2 separate regions of the Homo sapiens genome follow, and region 1 is linked to region 2. Evidence: chromatin loops called from intact Hi-C (ENCODE). Cell type or tissue: PC-9. All regions are shown on one strand. Links, peaks and the distances in the headings refer to the core of each region. The heading gives the core; the rest is flanking DNA. Region 1 has its middle 41 kb from the start of CTBP2. Region 2 holds the start of LOC105378542 (a long non-coding RNA gene).

Region 1 (8,846 bases), core at 209-8,208, 63 kb before region 2:
ATACTCATGCATGCTTAAGAAGCCAAGACAAGGATGTCCATTGCAGCATTGTTTTTAATGTGAGACTCTGGAGAAACCCGTATGTTCATCAATAAGGGACTGGTTAAACAAATTAACAACACATCCATACTGAGGATTGGGCCACTAAACTGTAGAAAAAAGACAAATGAGGCCAATATGTACACAGTGATTTGGAACATTCTGCAAAGCAAGTTGCAAAAGATACATAGAGTATGATACTGTTTAAATTAATAAAAGCCCAGCAGATAAAAAAACTCAACTACATATTTCTTTAAATGATATTTTTATATGCTTGTTATTTATATTTATATTTATTTGTTTATTTTTTGAGATGGTGTCTCACTCTGTCGCCCAGGCTGGAGTGCAGTGGCACAATCACAGCTCACTGCAGCCTTGACCTCCCGGGTTCAGGCGATTCTCTTGCCTCAGTTTCCTGAGTAGCTGGGACTACAGGTGTGCATCACCACATTGAGCTAATTTTTAAAATATTTTATAGAGATGGGGTCTCCCTACATTGCCCAGGCTGGTCTTGAACTCCTGGACTCAAGTGATCCTCCTGCCTTGACCTCCTAAAGGGCTGGGATTACAGGCGTGAGCCACTGTGCCCAGCCGATAGTTTTATATGCTTCTACTGATAAGTTCATAGAAACAAATCTGGAAAGATCCACACTGTACAAATGCCAGGAGTTACTTTGGAAAGGAGTCTGGAATTGGAAGTGAGGTTCTGAGGGGACTTGAGTTGTATTATTTGTATTATTTTAACCTGTATTATTTGAATAGTTCATAATGAGACCATATTCCTATTTTATATGGTAATTGATGCAGAAAAACTGCCTTGTAACATAGGCCCCAGCAGATCCTGTGAGGTCGCCAGAAGGCCGGGCACACCTGGACCCACCTGTTTCATCTGCGCTGAATCCACAGAGATAGTCCAGAGGAAGAGAGGAGGAGGAAAGAGAGTGGAATCTATCGAGCATCTCCTACGAGTCAAACCCCATGCTAGGGCATTCAACTCGGAATTATCAGAGCTGAGTGCAACTGCTGACCTTGTTATTACCTGTGTGACCTTGGGCGAGACAGTTAGCCATTCAGCTATTTGGGCCTCCAGTTCTTCATCTGTAACATGGGGATGACATCACTTGCATTGTCTGATTTGTGCCAGACAGAATTCAAGGTGCTAACCGAACAGCTTCAAGGACCCACAGATCCAAGTAAGAGAATGTGAAACGGCGAAACAATTTGAGGGCCTAGGATTGCTTTCTGACCATGTGGGTCACAGGGTAGGTGTTTAAGAGATAATCCTTGAAGGTACCTGTGAGATGGTGTCAGCTCTTCTCAGCGCAGGGCTGAGCCTTGATGAGTGCCTGGAGGCTTCTTAGGGTTTTGCTGTTCTCAGTCTGTGCCTTTGAACCTTTGATGTAAAAGAGGCCTTCAAACAACAGAAATAAAGTGGGTGTTGATGCTGGCATGGCATTTACAGAGTTAAATCCACAAAGGGAAGTAAGGAAGATTCCAGATGGAGAAGACCCTCCAGGGGAAAAATTAAGATGAGAAGAGCCATCCATTAGGGGCCATGTCTTCCCTTTCTGAGACCATCTCTAATGCGATTCATCAGTGTCAAGGCCAGCAAGAAAGACCTGCAAGGATCAATTCCTCTGTGCAAGATAAAGAGTTTAAAATAATTGTATATATGTAAAGTATTTGCCTTCTCATAATTGAAGAGAACAGAGAGAGAGTCAAGAATATTTCAGGGAGAATGTCTTCGCTTCATGTCTAGAGTCTGCAGCATCATGCAGATTGGTTAGTAGCTGGCAAAGAGCCAAGAAGCTTAATCAATCTCCAAAGTTTATTATGAGTAACCCCCAAAGCTAATGGATCATTCTTAGCAAGAACATCATCCTGGTTATTTCCTCATTTTTATAAATTGATCTATAACGTTAAATCTGGGTCCTTGAGAGGGCTGCTAGGGGCATTAATAATCAGTGAATCCAGCAGAATTCTTTTGTTTCCAAAAAGATCAAATGAAACTGTTCTTGTTTAAGTTGGGATAGGATCCTACCTGCTCAGACCGCACTCCCTGACCCCTACAGTGGCCCTGCAGTGGCCCCACAGGGACCTCCTACGAACCTTAGGGCTCTAAAGAGCACAGTTTGAAGCACTGATCTCACCAAAGTCCCCCATTTTGCAGATGAGGAGGCTGAGGCCCTGAGACAGGAGGTGACTTGAGCAAGGTCATGCTCAAAGTGCATGTGGCAGACATGATTGGATGCTACTCAGCAGCCATTGCCCAACTCCCTTTGTCTTGCTTGAAGAGCTCATCTCACATTATACGGGCTAAAAATGCTGGCTGCTCACCTTTCTGTCCTCTCTTCCAGCTGCAGCATGGGCACTGACTCAATCCTGCCCAATTCTGGAAAGGGTCTACTTCCCTGGCAAAAAGAAGCCAGCAAGGAGAAACTGTCTTTCTTTTTGACTTTCAATGTGTTTGTGGCGAGTATGTGATGACTGGAGCTGCAGCAGCTATCTTACAGCCATGAGAGCAAAATTTGAAGTTGACTGCTAATTAGCTGGTGTGTAGCCAGGAGACAGGAACCACTCTAGGTGTTTAAAACAGAGGAAATTAATGCAGTGATTGCTTACATAGATGATGGAAGACTGATAAGCCAAAGGGGAATGCCAAAGCACCTCCCCTGCCCCAAGAGGTCAGCAATTACAGATACTGTTAACACTCCTAGGGCTGGAGGGACAGAGGAGGAAGGAGTAAGCACCCAGAAGCTGGAGCTGGGATCTGAAGTTACAGCCGAGAGCCTCTTGGAAGGAGCTGGGAGCATCAGGGTGGTGTCTGATGGGAGCTTGAGCTACGTACAGCAGAGGTTCAATCACTGCCAGAGATGCTGCAGGAAGCACAGAGGGAGGCAGAGACATGCCCGACTCACTCCATCTGCCCTTCAATCCTCCATCAGTGCCTCCCATTGGCTGAACTCCCTAGAATCCTGGGAACTGCAGTTCTCTGAAACAAGGCAGAGCAGAGAATGGAGCTGAGAGCAAATGGGCAGTTGACCCTACCCATCACACTAAGGATGGCATGGCAGAAAGACAGAGGGCCCTGTGGCTTTAGTGATGATATTGTTAAAACATGGACAAGTCCATATCTCACCCGTTGCTGGATATCTCCTTCTGGGGATGGGAAAAATCTGAAGGCTGGATGTGGTGGCTCATACCTATAATTCCAGCGCTTTGGGAGGCTGATGTGTGAGGATCACTTGAGCCCAGGAGTTTGAGGTTGCGGTGAGCTATGATCACACCACTGCATTACGGATGGGGCAACAGAGTGCAACCCTGTCTCAAAAAAAAAAAATCTGAATTCATAAAGCCTCCTGGGCTTGGGCATTTTGTTCTTGTAGGTTAATGGTCTCAGTGCTGCACCAGGTCTGAGTCAGACCCATGTCTTTCAACTGCCAGTCCTGAGCCTGGGCCACTGCACCTGCAGACAGTGACAGAGGCCAGAAACCTGAATCTTTGTCCACTCTGCAGGTGAAGGAGTTCACTTTGACAGAGCAGAGAAACAGAATGAGTCAGCAGCAGGTCCACACGCTCCTTGTTCTACAACAGAAAAGCTGCTCTGAGTAACTCATGCACAGAGTGAGAGAAAGAGGAAGGACCTGGGCAGCCCCCATGACCAGCCCCCATGAACCACTGACACGGTTCCACGTCAATGGAACCATGGACAGAGGTGCCCACGGGGCTAAATCCCAGGTTTTTCCTGGGGCCAATGTGTGAAAGCCGAGAGTTCAGCTGAATGAGTCACCTGAGCCTGTGGTTTTTACACTTTGTTTAGACTCAGAATCCAAGAACACTTTGCTCAGAAGCCCAACGTGGGGTTGGGAACCCCAGGTATCCCCCTCCATCCTATCCCCCAGCCTGTGGGTCTTCCCAGTGCTCTGGAGGCAGTTTGAAAACAGCTGATCTCAGCCTGGCCAAGATGGTGAAACCCCGTCTCTACTAAAAATAAAAATAAAAAAAAAATTAGCCAGGCGTGGTGGTGGGTGCCTGTAATCTCAGCTATGAGGGAGACTGAGGCAGAGAATTGCTTGAACCCAGGAGGCGGAGCTTGCAGTGAGCCGAGATCGTGCCACTGCACTCCAGCCTGGGCAACAGAGCGAGACTCTTTCTCAAAAACAAAACAAAACAAAACAAAAACCAGCTGATCTCATCTCCCTAAGTTAGTTTATAAATGAGGAAACTGAGACTTCGGTTCTGTTACTTGGTTGCAGTGACAGAAACCCTACTCAAGCTAGCCTGGGTGGCCGGGGGACTTACTGGCATAGGCAGGGATGGAGCTGGCCCCAGGGATCAGGGGCATCATCAGCTTGGCAGTTGTTGTCTCTTGTTCCCCTCCTCACACCCACACTTCACCCCACATCTGCTGGCTTCTCTGCATGCTGGTGTCGCCACCTCCTACCGCAGGCCAAATTCTCTTTCATGGTCAAGAATGTGGCTGCTGGTATTTCTGGATTTGCTTCTCCCACTTAGCCCCAGGACAGAATTCTGAATGCCTTTCTCCTGATTCCAGGATGCAGACTTCTGGGGACACATTTGGAGCCTCTGCCTATGGCTTGGACCACTCTTGGCATCAGGGGAATGACATATCTGATGGCCCAGCCTTAGCCATAAGCTCAGCCCGAGGCCTGGGAGGTTCATCCCAGAGAATGTGCAGGTAGCCCAATCACGGCCCCTAGGAAAGGCCTGAGTATGGAGTGAGTCCCCAGTCTGTAGGAGTCAGCTTCAGAAAACCTGGCCTGAGCCCCAGCGGGGTCATGCACTTTCGTTGGCAGTCTTGGAATCCCTCCGGTCCTTGGTCCCATTAGCTATGAAACAGGAAGACCACTTCCCATCTCACAGGCTTCTGGTGATCATCAATGAAGAAAAGAGGGCCAGGCATGCTGGCTCACACCTATAACCCCAGCACTTTGGGAGGCCAAGGCAGGAGACCAGCCTGGGCAACATAGTGAGACCCTGTCTCTACAAAAAGTAAAAAAATAGCAGGGCATGGTGGTATATGCCTGTAGTCCCAGCCACTCAGGAGGCTGAGATAGGAAGATTGCTTGAGCCCAGGAGCTTGAGGTTGCAGTGAGCTGTGATTGCACCACTGCGCTCCAGTCTGGGTGACAGAGTGAGACCCTGTCTCAAACTAAACCAAACAAAACAAAGAAAAGAAGTTGAGGCCAGGTGTAGTTGCTCACACTTATAATCACAGCACTTTGGGAGGCCAAGGTCGGGGGACTGCTTGAGCTCAGGAGTTTGAGACCAGCCGGGGTAATATAGTGAGACCCTATCTCTGCTGAATATAAAAAAAGAATCAGGCTGGGCACGGAGGCTCATGCCTGTAATCCCAGCACTTTGGGAGGCCAAGGTGTGTGGATCACCTGAGGTCAGGAGTTCAAGACCAGCCTGACCAACATGGAGAAACCCCATAAAAATACAAAATTAGCCCGGTGTGGTGGCACATGCCTGTAATCCTAGCTACTTGGGAGGCTGAGGCAGGAGAATTGCTTGAACCTGGGAGGCGGTGGTTGCAGTGAGCCAAGATCGCGCCATTGCACTCCAGCCTGGGCAACAAGAGCGAAATTCCATAAAAAAAAAAAAAAATCAGTCGGGCATGGTGACACATGCCTGTGGTCCCAGCTACTCAGGAGGCTGAGGTAGCAGGTTCCCTTGAGCCCGGGATATTGAGGGTGTAGTGAACTATGATCGTGCCACTGCATTCCAGCCTGGACAATGGACTGAGACTGTCTCAAAATAAAAAAAAATAAAAAAAAAATAAAAGAAGTTGAGGAATGCTTAATAGCTAAATCAAGGAGGAGCACATACAGCTATGCTATAGGTGAGATTTCAGAACGGGCCCTCCAGACACCCAGTCACGTGCTCTGGCTTTGGTGCCAGGAGCCCTTCCCCTGTGGGAGCCCTCCCAGAACTCCCTTTGGGGATGCAGGGGGAGTGTCCAGGTCAGCCTCTTCCTCTCCAGGTGAACCCCTTTCAGAATCCCGACCAACAACCTCCTGGAAATACCTTCCCAGGGAATCAATTGCTGGTTTCTAGCATTTTTATTTCTGGGGACTGTGATTCTTATTTGGTTAAATAACACATTTTAAAAAATTGTTGTGATTCCATACTGAAGCTTCCCATATGGTTAATTGGAAGTGTTCTCACAAATATTGCAGGCTGTAAAAACTAATGAGGTAAATGGAAAATTTATCAAGTACCACAGTTAGAAATTAACTTATTGCTTGCTGCTGCACTCATGACTAATGAAGTCAGAGGGGGCTCTTCATACACAGAACAAGAACACAAAGGGTGGCCAAACTTGCTGGCCGTGATGCCAAGGAAAATCCTTCTACCTGCCCTTCTCAACCTCTCTCCCCACCTCCCCTCTGCCAAATATCAGATGAGTATAGCAAATGACTAGGCTTCCTAAGTCTGTATCCCAAAAACAGTACATGCATTCAATTATGTACCATATCAGCAATAACAACAGTAGTTAGCATTTATTGATGCTTGGTGCTTGGCACTTACATGCATTATCTCAAGTTCTTCTTACCTCAGGGAAGCGAGGCAGGTGCTATGATTACCTACCATTTACAGACGAGGAAACAGGCTCAGAGAGATGAAGTGAGTTGTACAAGGTCACCCATTCCTAAGCAAGGAAGCTAGAGTTCAAACCCAGGCCTGATTCCAGTATCCACAGGCATTATACCTGCAGTGCATGAATTCATTCATTTACTCAAAAGGTGCATTTAACAAAAGGTGCTGAGAGCCCACGCTGGGCCACACGTCACATGCTCCTGGAGATGCCAGGGTGGGGTGGGGCAGTGATGAAGGATGTGGTTCAATCCAGCTCCCTCTGCCCCTTACTGGCTGTGGGATGGGGCAGTGATGAAGGATGTGGTTCAATCCAGCTCCCTCTGCCCCTTACTGGCTGTGGGATGGTGCCAGGGCTCTGGCTACTCCTCCAGACTCCTTCTGGATTCTATTTCACGCCCTGGAGGCTGACCTGCGTGGCCCATATCATGGACTTCCTGGACCTCTGCTTCTAGTTGAGTTTAGCCGATAGGAGACACTGACAAGGGATGGGAGACAGTAGGAGAGTGGGGAGGGGTGATCTTTCTTCAGCTCCCTGCCAGCTGGTTGTCAGGGACTGGCTGCACCTTTCACTGAACACCATGGCTTTCACTGTCACCCCTTACTTCTGCAGGCCAGGAATGGGCAGAGTCCCCTGCTGTCACTGGCCCGAGGAGACTATCCCATCCCTTCTTGGTTCCCTTACACCTTGCTTCCACTTCCGTAAATCCCCCCTTCAATAAACGCCTCTCAAATAATGACTTTGAGTGGTATCTCTTCCCTGCTGGGACTGTGATAGAGCCACAGGGTGGTTTGCTCGGGTGACTTGCTTGGGCCTCAGTGCCCTCACCTGTAAATTGGGGGTAATAATGAGCTGTCATGTGGATTACAGTAACCAGGTGTAAAGTGCTTAGAACAGTGCTCAGTACTTAGTAGATACTCAGTAAATGCCAGCTTTAAAAAAAAAATTAATTTCTTTTAGGTTCCACGATACATGTGTAGAATGTGCAGGCTTGTTACATAGGTAAACGTGTCCCATGGTGGTTTACTGAACCTATCAACCCATCACCTAGGTATTAAGCCCTGCATGCATTAGCTGTTAGTCCTGATGCTCTCCCTCCCTCTGGCCAGCTTTTCTTATTGTGAAAACAGGGTCCTTCCTTTAAGGACTAAGTGCACTGATTTCCAAACCTGAGCATCCATGGAATCACCTGAGATGCTGGATAGGTGTGCACAGTCCAGCTCCAGCCTCTGGGCCTAGGACAATCCCTGCAGGTGACTCTGGTGAGACCCCCGTAGACAGACTCCAACCACACGAGAGGGATGCTGCCCAGAGGGAAGGGGCACAGGGCAGGCACCTTTGTCAGGTGGGGAGGCTGGACAGGGAAGGCTTGCTGTGGGGGCTGCCACTGCACCTGGACCTAAGTGTAAGCTGGTGGAACAGGATGTCCAGGTCCAGGACTGGCCTGGAGGTGACAGCAACTTGGCATATCAGGGACAGCCAGAAATTTGGGATGGCAGAAGATGGTGAGAGATGGGGCTCTCTGGTAGGCCCTCTGTTGGACTGTAGCTCAGATGTCATCTCTTGGTGAGGAGTCCTTGCAGGCCCTTGGCCTTGTCCTCCTGGTCTTTCCTTCCAGGCAGCTCCTCCACCCTTTCCTCACACAGCCAAGCAGGACTGTCTGCCGATCCTGGAGTGTCCCTTCCTGCCTTTGACCCTTTGCTTAGAGGGCTCGTTCCAGCTGCAGCTCTACCCCTTTCCACCGTGAGATCCTTCTCACCCCTTTGGCCCCATTGCAAATGCTGCTTTCTTCAGGAAAACTCCTGATTAAATGTGTTGGAAAGACCTCTTCTACTTTTACAAATCTATGGTGCAGGATTGTTTTTCTTTTTTCTCTCTTTCTTTTTTTCTTCCTTTCTTTTTTTCTTCCAGATGGAGTCTTGCTCTGTCACCCAGCCTGGAGTGCAGTGGCACGATCTCGGCTCACTGCAACCTCTGCCTCCCAGGTTCAAGGAATTCTCTTGCCTCAGCCTCCCGAGTAGCTGGGATTACAGGCACCCACCACCATGCTAATTTTTGTACTTTTAGTGGAGACGGGGTTTCACTATATTGGCCAGGCTAGTCTTGAACTCCTGACCTCAGGTGATCTACCTGCCTCAGCCTCCCAAAGTGCTAGGATTACAGGCATGAGCCACCATGCCTGGCA
Region 2 (8,846 bases), core at 349-8,348:
ACAGGTAATGGCACCAGCACACCATGCATTCCAGTAGTGGTAGGTCCTCAGTGGCATGGCGCAGGCACGCTAGGCACAGGGACCAAAATGTGTACATAGGATGGGGTGGGGCAGCCTCCTGAGGACAGCACAGCATAGCGAGGGATGAAAATATATATATCAATGACCGTCAGCCAGTGAGAAACATGGGAAGGGTCATAATAAAAATGTAAATTACTGGCCGGGCACAGTGGCTCACGCCTGTAGTCCCAGCACTTTGGGAGGCTGAGGTGGGTGGATCACAAGGTCAAGAGATTGAGACCATCCTGGCTAACGCGGTGAAACCCCGTCTCTACGAAAAATACAAAAAATTAGCTGGGCATGGTGGCACGTGCCTGTAGTCCCAGCTACTTGGGAGGCTGAGGCAGGAGAATTGCTTGAATCCGGGAGGCGGAGGTTGCAGTGAGCTGAGATCGTGCCACTGCACTCCAGCCTGGGCGACAGAGAGAGACTCCATCTCATAAAGAAAAAAAAATGGTAAATTACTGCCCATTCATCCATCCACCCATCTGTCTGTTCGTCCATTCATATGTCCATCTGGCAAACATGAAGTGAGTATCTACTATGTGTTGGGCACCATGTCTAATGTTGACTCCAAAGAAACAAGACTCCATTCCCATCCCTGAGGCTCAATGGAGACAGTTGTTTGTGCGATCTTGATGAAATTTGACATCGCCTTCAAAGAGGAAACTGTGCCTGCTGGTAAGTGTGTTAAGTGGGGATCAAGGAAGGCTTTGGGGTGTCAGTCTCTTTGAGAAGGGCCTCGAAAGGTGAAGATGGGCAGGATCCAGGTGGTGGAAGATGGTGAGGGAGGAACGGCAGGTCAGGCCGGGAGGAGGGTGTGTGTGAACAAAGCCAGGAAGGTGGGACCCCATAGAGAAGTTTGGGATTGGAGGGGAGTTGGGCTTGCCTGGAGAGCAGGGTCTTAGGTTCCCCATGGAGGAAGAGTGGGAATAATAGCTGACCCCCAAGTAGAGCTTGCCACGTGCCCAACCTTTTGTATCTACTACTACGCTTAACCCACACTCCAGCCCTATGAGGAGGAGCCATTTACCCCTCCTTTGCCTTCACAGTGAGGACACTCAGGCACACCTACCCAAGGTCCAACAGCTGGTGCCATCCCAGTGGCTCTGGGGTGGTCATATGGTTTGGCTCTGTGTCCCCATCCAAATCTCACCTTAAATTGTAATAATCCCCATGTGTTGTAGGAGGGGCGAGTGGGAGATAAATGAATCATGGAGGTGGTTTCCCCCATACTGTTCTCATGTAGTCTCATGAGATCTGATGGTTTTCTAAGGGGTTTCCCCTTTTGCTTGGTCTCTCATTCTCTCTTTCCTGATGCCATGTAAGACGTGCCTTTCACCTTCTGCCATGATTGTGAGGCCTCCCCAGCCACGTGGAGCTGTGAGTTCATTAAACCTCTTTTTCTTTATAAATTATGCAGTCTCAGTTATGTCTTGATCAGCAGCATGAAAGTGGACTAATACAGATGCAAACCCAGGTTTGTCTGGGCCTGCTTGCTCCTCTCAACCAGTCCGGGACAGCCCCAGGTGTAGGCCCTCAACAGGTGCTTTCCAAGGCTCCTTCACTGATGGCCACCATAGAAACAGTCGTTTGTCATCTCCCTTGGGATGCACTTGGCTTTGGGTCCCTCTGAGCTCTTGGACCACCCCTAGACACAGCTGAGCATTTCTTCCCTGCAGAGCGAGCAGGCCAACCCTAGAATGCAAAGCTCAGCCCCTCTCTGAGCCATGTCTCCTCTCTCAGCCCCTCACTCCCCGCTCTGAGAGAACACACCACTCTTCAAAAGAATTCTTTCTCCTTGTTACCTTCACTCCAAGGTTATCTGCTCAAGTATGTACCGAGTAAATGAAGTTGTTTGGCTTATGGATACAAATAGATACTGCTTTTTTGACTTGCAAAATGAATTCCACCGTGACTGGCTCAAACTTAAGTATGCTAATGCTCAATGAACCAGTTGTCTATTTATTTCTGTTTATGCCTGCAGACCCATTAGCAACTTTTTCTTGTTTTCTTTTAGAATATTAAACGGTTCCAACATATTCTAAAAATTAGTTGATTAGCTTGTTAGGGCACATTTTAACTGCTAGCTCCGCTGAACCAAAGGAGAAAATGAAGGTAATTTTGTTTGCAAGGAATGTATGATTTGGAGCTGACTGTTGAAAGATGTGCCACGTCAACGTAATGAGGGAGCGTAATATCTTAGTTTGCATCAATATGGAAATAACTGTGCGCTTTGACAGACCTGATGCTGAAGGCATCACCAGCCTGCTCATTATGCATTCCAGCTCTGATTATGAAAAATAGTGTGTTTTCCTTTAAAGAGGAATCTGCATTATCAATCAAACCACACCAATTATTTCAGAAAGGGATCACAGTGAAGTAGACATGGGGGCTTTTCAACTAGAACAGCACCGGATAAGCAGGCAGATCTTAGGGGGTGTGATATTTTTATTTCGTGACAGTTGTTAGTTTAATTAGGAACACTAATGAAGTATTTTGTGCAGTGGCACCCAGACAACCTGCTTTCCCTGCTATCATCTGGATCTTTATTATTTTGTTTTAATGAGCCCTGCCTTCAATAATATCAATGCACTTCTAATGATACCTCTCATGCAGGCTGATGATTCCAGTGTTCTTCTCACAGGGTTGTCATGTCAGGGAAACATGGAAAGGAAGGGAGGTGAAAAGAGACAATAGGAAAACCGTAGGCTGTGACGGGAAAAAATGAAACAGGTATGAAAACAAAACGATGCTCATTGCAACATAAAGTGTTTCTTTTCATTTTGTGTGTGTGTGTGTGTGTGTGTCGGCGGGGGTGAGTGGGTGTGCAGTCTGTCTGCGTGTGGCATGTTGGATTGAAGGTTACACACTTATTATTTTTATTCTGACCTTGCAGATGAGTGAGAAGAAAAGTCCAAGAGCCAGGATGACGGCGCAGTGATGGCTCACTTTGCGTTGCTGTTCCGTCCACTGTTCCACTGACTGTGAACTCTGTCAGAGGTGACAGGTCTTGTTTATCTTTAGAGGCATCCCGGTGGGTTACCCTCAGGACCTGATGCACAGTTGGCATCAGAAACTGTTTGCTGAATGACTGAAAGAGCGTTCTCCTCTTAGTTTGAAACCTATAGCTAGATGTACTTGGGGAGCATACAAAGACATGCGTTTTCTTGAACAAAACACAATAAAAAACTAATAAGAGGTACGGGGGACATTGAATAAGTATGCAGGAATTGGACTGGCCTGGACACACTCACCTGGTGGCCTCAGCCACGTTGCATCATTTTTCCAAACCTCCATTTCCTGTAGAATGAGCGGAGGTGTGAATTAGTGACAACATACCTAAGGTATCTGGTGCGTGGATGGCATTCCTTCCTGGCAGGTCATCGCTCAGTAAATATTTGTTGAATGAATGAATTGGGGAAAGAATGGAGAGAAGATCTTGGTCATCTTCCTCTTAAATTCCCATAACTGTTAGGGTCGTGTTGTTGCAGGAACTGCTGGGTGGTCTTGGTGGCAGGGGTGGGGAGGGGATACATCCCCCAAAACACTCCAAGATGGATCCCAGAGAAAGCTCAGTCCGAGCACCCTCTCTGCATCCAAACCCTAGTGCCTCCCGCTCCTGGGTCTTCCCTGCCTGTTGCTCCCCTTTATAGCCACACTGAGCCCCATCCTGGCATTGGGTGGGCTTCTAGCTGTGGGCCAGGTGGCAGTGCCTCCTCAAACACAGCCTTGCTTCTACCCTGAGTAGGTCATGGTGGAGTTGGGATTCCCTACTCCCAGGGTGCAGCTGCTGGGACGCAGGCTGGGGCAGCACTGGAAGCTCTAGGGGATGAACCAGGGGTCTGGATCCCAGACACCCTGGGGAAAAAGGCAGGGGCTTGTTTGGGGAGAGCTGGTGCTGGGAGCTTGAAACCTGATGGCCTTACACAAGGCCTTCTGCAGGCCCCTGGGCCATTGCCCAATTTCCTATACTTGTTCATGCTTTCACAAATGCATTTGTTCATACAATCTGCACAGAATGCAGCAAGTAAGGCTTGAGTTCTGCCCTCCAGGGACTTGCAGTCTAGCAGGAGGAATAAGACAAACTCTATAATCTAAGTTAGAAATGATGGGGCCGGGTGTGGTGGCTCATACCTGTGATCCCAGCACTTTTGGGAGGCTGAGGTGGGCAGATCACCTGAGGTCAGGAGTTTGAGACCACTGTGGCCAACATGGTGAAACCCCGTCTTTACTAAAAATACAAAAATTAGCTGGGCGTGGTGGCGGGTGCCTGTAATCCCAGCTACTCGGGAGGCTGAGGCAGGAGAATCGCTTGAACCTAGGAGGCAGAGGTTGCAGTGAGCTGAGATAGTGCACCACTGCACTCCAGCCTGGGTGACAAGAGCAAAACTTTGTCTAGAAAAGAAATAAAAGTTAGAAATGATCAGTGCACTACACAGCACTGCTCCAGTGCCACATGGGTTCTGAACATGGAGGGATCACAGGCAGCTGGGGGAAATCTGAGAGGGCTTCTTGGAAGAAGTGGCATTTTATTTATTTGGCAACAGCATTTCCCGAGCACACCTCTTGCAGCTCCCTACTTCCTGCAAGCCTGGGGCTACCAGGTCTCTGCTCTTATGGAGCTTGTGAAATAGCAGAGGTGACGTGCAGAGGCAGACAATGAGCGAGCCAACAAGTACCTGGAAGGGACACTGTGCGGAGAGCAGTAAGTGCAGGGAAGGAAAGTGTCCTGGGCTTTGACAAATGTGTAGAGCCCGGTCCCTGGAGAAGAGGAGCCCGGGGCACCCCCGGCAGAGTGTAATGAGGGAACAGGCAGGGAGGGGTGCAGGGGAGGGAAAGAGAGAGAATCCAGGGAGGGTGAGTACGGTTGGAGTGAGCTTGGATGCCAGGCTAAGGAATCACCTGGCGAGCAGCAGGGAACCAGAGCAGGCTACGGAGCAGGGGAGGGAGTGGCACGATGAGAACCAGCTGTGCCTTAGGAAGCACAGCTGAGCAGCAGTTGTAGGGTGAGGCTGGAGGTGGAGAGACACCCCAGGTGGGTCCTGTGAGGAGGGGGTGACCACTGGGAGTGTGTGGAGTCATCTGAATGCGGAGGGCAGGGGTCTTCCAGAGGGGTAAGGACCAGGCAAATGATGCAGTGTCCGGGAGGTGAGAAGGGGGTCAGGGTACAGATGCAGAAACAGAGTGGGGAGATGCAGACAGCTAAGGATGGAGCATTTCAGCAACAGGACTGTGGCCGCCCTTCGGCAGCATCTTTCCCATTCTGATCTTACCCGGGCTCAGGTACCCCAGGATGGACAGGCCAGGAATGGGAGGCAGACACTTCTCAATGGGCCGCTGTGGGAGCCAGGCCCTGAGGCATGGTTTCCCAGCACCCGCCCCCTCTGTGGCCACATCTGCACTATGCCTGGAATGAGTGGGTTTTTGGTAGGGTTGCCAGATTCAGCAAATAAAAATACAGAATGCCCAGTAAAATTTGAACTTCAGAAAAACAACAAAAGATTTTATAGTGTAAGTATGACCCATGCAATATTTGGGATATGCTTAGACAAAAAAATTATTCATTGTTTATCTGAAATTAAAATATCTGAAATTAAAATTTAACTGAAGGTCCTGTATTTCATATTGTAACTCTACTTTTTTTTTTTTTTTTTTTTTGAGACACGGTCTCACTCTCTTGCCCAGACTGGAGTGCAGTGAGTGGCATGATCTCAGCTCACTGCAACCTCTGCCTCCCAGGCCCAAGCGATTCTCCTGCCTCAGCCTCCCGAGTAGCTGGGATTACAGGCACGTGCCACTATGGCCTGGCTAATTTTTGTAGTTTTAGTAGAGAAAGGGTTTCACCATGTTGGCCAGGCTGGTCTTGAACTCCTGACCTCAAATGATCCACCTGCCTCGGCCTCCCAAAATGCTGGGATTACAGGCATGAGCCACTGGGCCCAGCCTGTAACTCTACTCTTTGGTACAACCTATATGCCAGCCATGTCCCAAGAAATAGTATTTCTGTCCATGTGTGCATGTGTGTGTGTATAGGAGAGAGAACTAATTTTACTAGCTTTTGGAATAGATACAACAAAAAAATCAGAATGAGTCAGCTTTGAAGCTGTCTTGTCAAATGGACACTGAGCTGCTTTCCTCATGTTAAGCCCGATTGGCTTGGGGGACCCCATGCCTTGGACGGTGCATCTGCTTAGAGGATGGTGACTGCGGATCCCTCGTTGACACCTCCTTCTTTCCATGGGCAGTGGCAGCCCCGCCTCAGGGTGGAGTCTGACAATGTCTCAGGATACTGCCGAGTTCTAGTTTCTAACCAGCAAGAGCCCCGAATGGGGGTGGACGTCTGGCTTCCCCACGCCCGCCCTGGAAATATGAAGTGCTGGCGATGGTGTAGGAGCTCAGGCGAGGTCTCCTGTGTCACGCTGTAATTTGTACGGAAGGGAAGCAGGATCCCATTGGGCTGTCAGCTGAGTGTCAAGACACCTGGCAGAGCTGGCCCTGGGGGGACATTGACATGTCCTTGGCTCCTGCCTGGGTTCATCCTTCCACTGAGACGCTGCGGGCAAAACTGCTTCTTGAGGCTTCCAGGCAAGCCTCCCTGGCCTGCTGCCACTACCGAGAAGAATAAAAAGGTGGACTTCACAATGGATCCCTTTGGTCTGGGGTGCTGTGTGGAGTGTGAAGCCCCTGGCAGTGGGTGCTGACGGTGGGCATCTCCTGGCCCTTGAGGACTCCGCACCGAAGTTCTGGGGAGGTGGGCGATAGCTTCATGGGCACCGCTCCCTCGAGGCCTTCCTGCTGAAGAAATAAGGCACATCGAGCCCTGCTCTAGAAAGCACCATACTGCTGTCAGATAACCAAATCGACCTTCCCCTCCTACCCTGAACTCTGCCGCCATCTCGCTCCAAAACTTGCCAGGAGTCAGTTGTGGGGAGCACAAGGGTGGGATCGGAGCGGACCAGCAAGTGCTGAGTTTTTACTGGGAACCCCACTAAGCCGAGATGTAAATTCCTCAATGTAGCGGGGAGATTTCTTTTTTCATCGATACATAATATTTGCACATATTTAGGGGTGCATGTGTTATTTTTACATGCATTGAATGTGGAATGATAAGTCAGGGTATTTAGGGTGTCCATCACCTCAAGTATTTATCATTTCTATATGCGGGGAACATTTCAAGTTCTCTCTTCTGTCTGTTTTGAAATATATAACCCTGGTATGCTATTGAACATTAGAACTGATTCCTTCTATCTAACTGCATTTTTGTAACTATTGCCCAACCTTTTTTCATCCTCTCCCCACTTCTCAGCCTCTGGCAACCACTATTCTACTCTCTACCTCCATACGATCCATGTGGTTTTTTTTTTTCTTTTTCTTTCTTTTTTCCTCCAACATGTAAGTGAGAATGTGCAGTATTTGTCTTTCTGTGCCTGGCTTATTTTACTTAACATAATGGCCTCCAGCTCCATCCACAGTTGCTACAAATGACAAGATTTCATTATTTTCATGGCTGAATGTATTCCATTCTGCATCTAGACCACATTTCTTTATCCATTTATCCCTTGATGGACACTTAGATTGAGTCCATATTTTTGCTATGGTGAATTGTGCTGTATGGGAGCACAGGTATCCTTTGATATACTGGCTTTTTTTCCCATTTGAATAAATACCCAGTAGTGGGATTGCTGGCTTACACGGTAGTCCTATTTTTAGTTTTTGAGACATCATCTCCATACTGTTTTCCATAGTGACTGTACTAATTGACATTCTTTCTAACAGTGTATTAAGAGTTCCCTTTTCTCTGCATCCTTACCAGCATCCCTGTTAGTTTTTGTCCTTTTAAATAGCCATTCTGGCTGGGGTGAGATGATATCTCATTGTGGTATTGAGTTGCATTTCCCTGATGATTAGTGCCGATGAGCATTTTTTCATATAGCTGTCGGCCATTTGTATGTCTTCTTTTGAGAAATGCCTATTCATGTCTTTTGCCCACTTTTTTTTCTTTTTTTTTTTTTTGAGTCGGAGTCTTGCTCTGTCACCCAGGCTGGAGTGCAGTGGTGCAATCTCGGCTCACTGCAAGCTCCGCCTCCCAGGTTCACGCCATTCTCCTGCCTCAGCCTCCCCAGCGGCTGGGACTACAGGTGCACGCCACCACACCTGGCTAATTTTTTTGTATTTTTAGTAGAGACGGGGTTTCACCGTGTTAGCCAGGATGGTCTCGATCTCCTGACCTTGTGATCCGCCTGCCTCAGCCTCCCAAAATGCTGGGCTTACAGGCATGAGCCACTGCACCCGTCCTTTTGCCCACTTTTTAATAGGGTCATTGGGTTTTTTACTGTTGAGTTGTTTGAGTTCCTTGTGTATTCTGGGAATTATTCCCTGCCAGATGCAGCAAATGCTTTCTCCCACTCACAGGTTGTCTCTTCACTCTGTTGATGGTTTCCTTTCCTGTGCAGAAGCTTCTTACCTTAGTATAGTCCGTTTGTCTATTTTTTGTTTTCGTTGCCCATGCGTTTGAGATATTAGCCATAAAATCTCTGTCTAGACTAAAGTCCTGAAGTGTTTTCCCTGTGTTTTCTTCTAGTAGTTTTATAGTTTCAGGTCTTATGTTTAAGTGCTTAATCCATCTTGAGTTGATTTTTATATACGGCGAGAGATAGTGGTCCAGTTCCATTCTTCTGCATATGGATATCCAGTTTTGGGGTGGGGGGGATTTCTTTTAAAAGAAAGGTGGGGCTGGGCATGGTAGCTCATGCCTGTAATCCTAGCACTTTGGGAGGCCAAGG

Evidence for each region. Hi-C counts contacts between places; a loop is a spot of excess contacts. Peaks named below come from ENCODE experiments on the same cell type or tissue, not always from the same donor. Only the 100,000 strongest peaks of a DNase experiment are listed, where the experiment ranks them.
Region 1: it touches region 2 in a loop (14-fold over the local background); 3 of 110 quality-filtered maps call a loop at or near these places.

The regions. Positions count from the first base shown.
Region 1 is chr10:125,197,633-125,206,478 of GRCh38, forward strand. No RefSeq gene overlaps it. Among named protein-coding and RNA genes, the nearest start is that of CTBP2, 41 kb to the left of the region's middle. RefSeq lists an enhancer at 4,074-4,193. In PC-9, for the core only: no CTCF peak of the experiment used is centred there; DNase peaks (open chromatin) are centred at 3,579 and 4,539; H3K4me3 peaks cover 1,453 bases; H3K27ac peaks cover 2,917 bases.
Region 2 is chr10:125,260,385-125,269,230 of GRCh38, forward strand. LOC105378542 (a long non-coding RNA gene) reads left to right here and starts at 2,713. Exons shown (of 3, transcript XR_946435.2): 1 at 2,713-2,796; 2 at 2,960-3,063. RefSeq lists enhancers at 2,691-3,890, 3,236-3,530, 6,126-6,627, 6,628-7,127. In PC-9, for the core only: no CTCF peak of the experiment used is centred there; DNase peaks (open chromatin) are centred at 3,357 and 4,677; H3K4me3 peaks cover 1,244 bases; H3K27ac peaks cover 3,327 bases.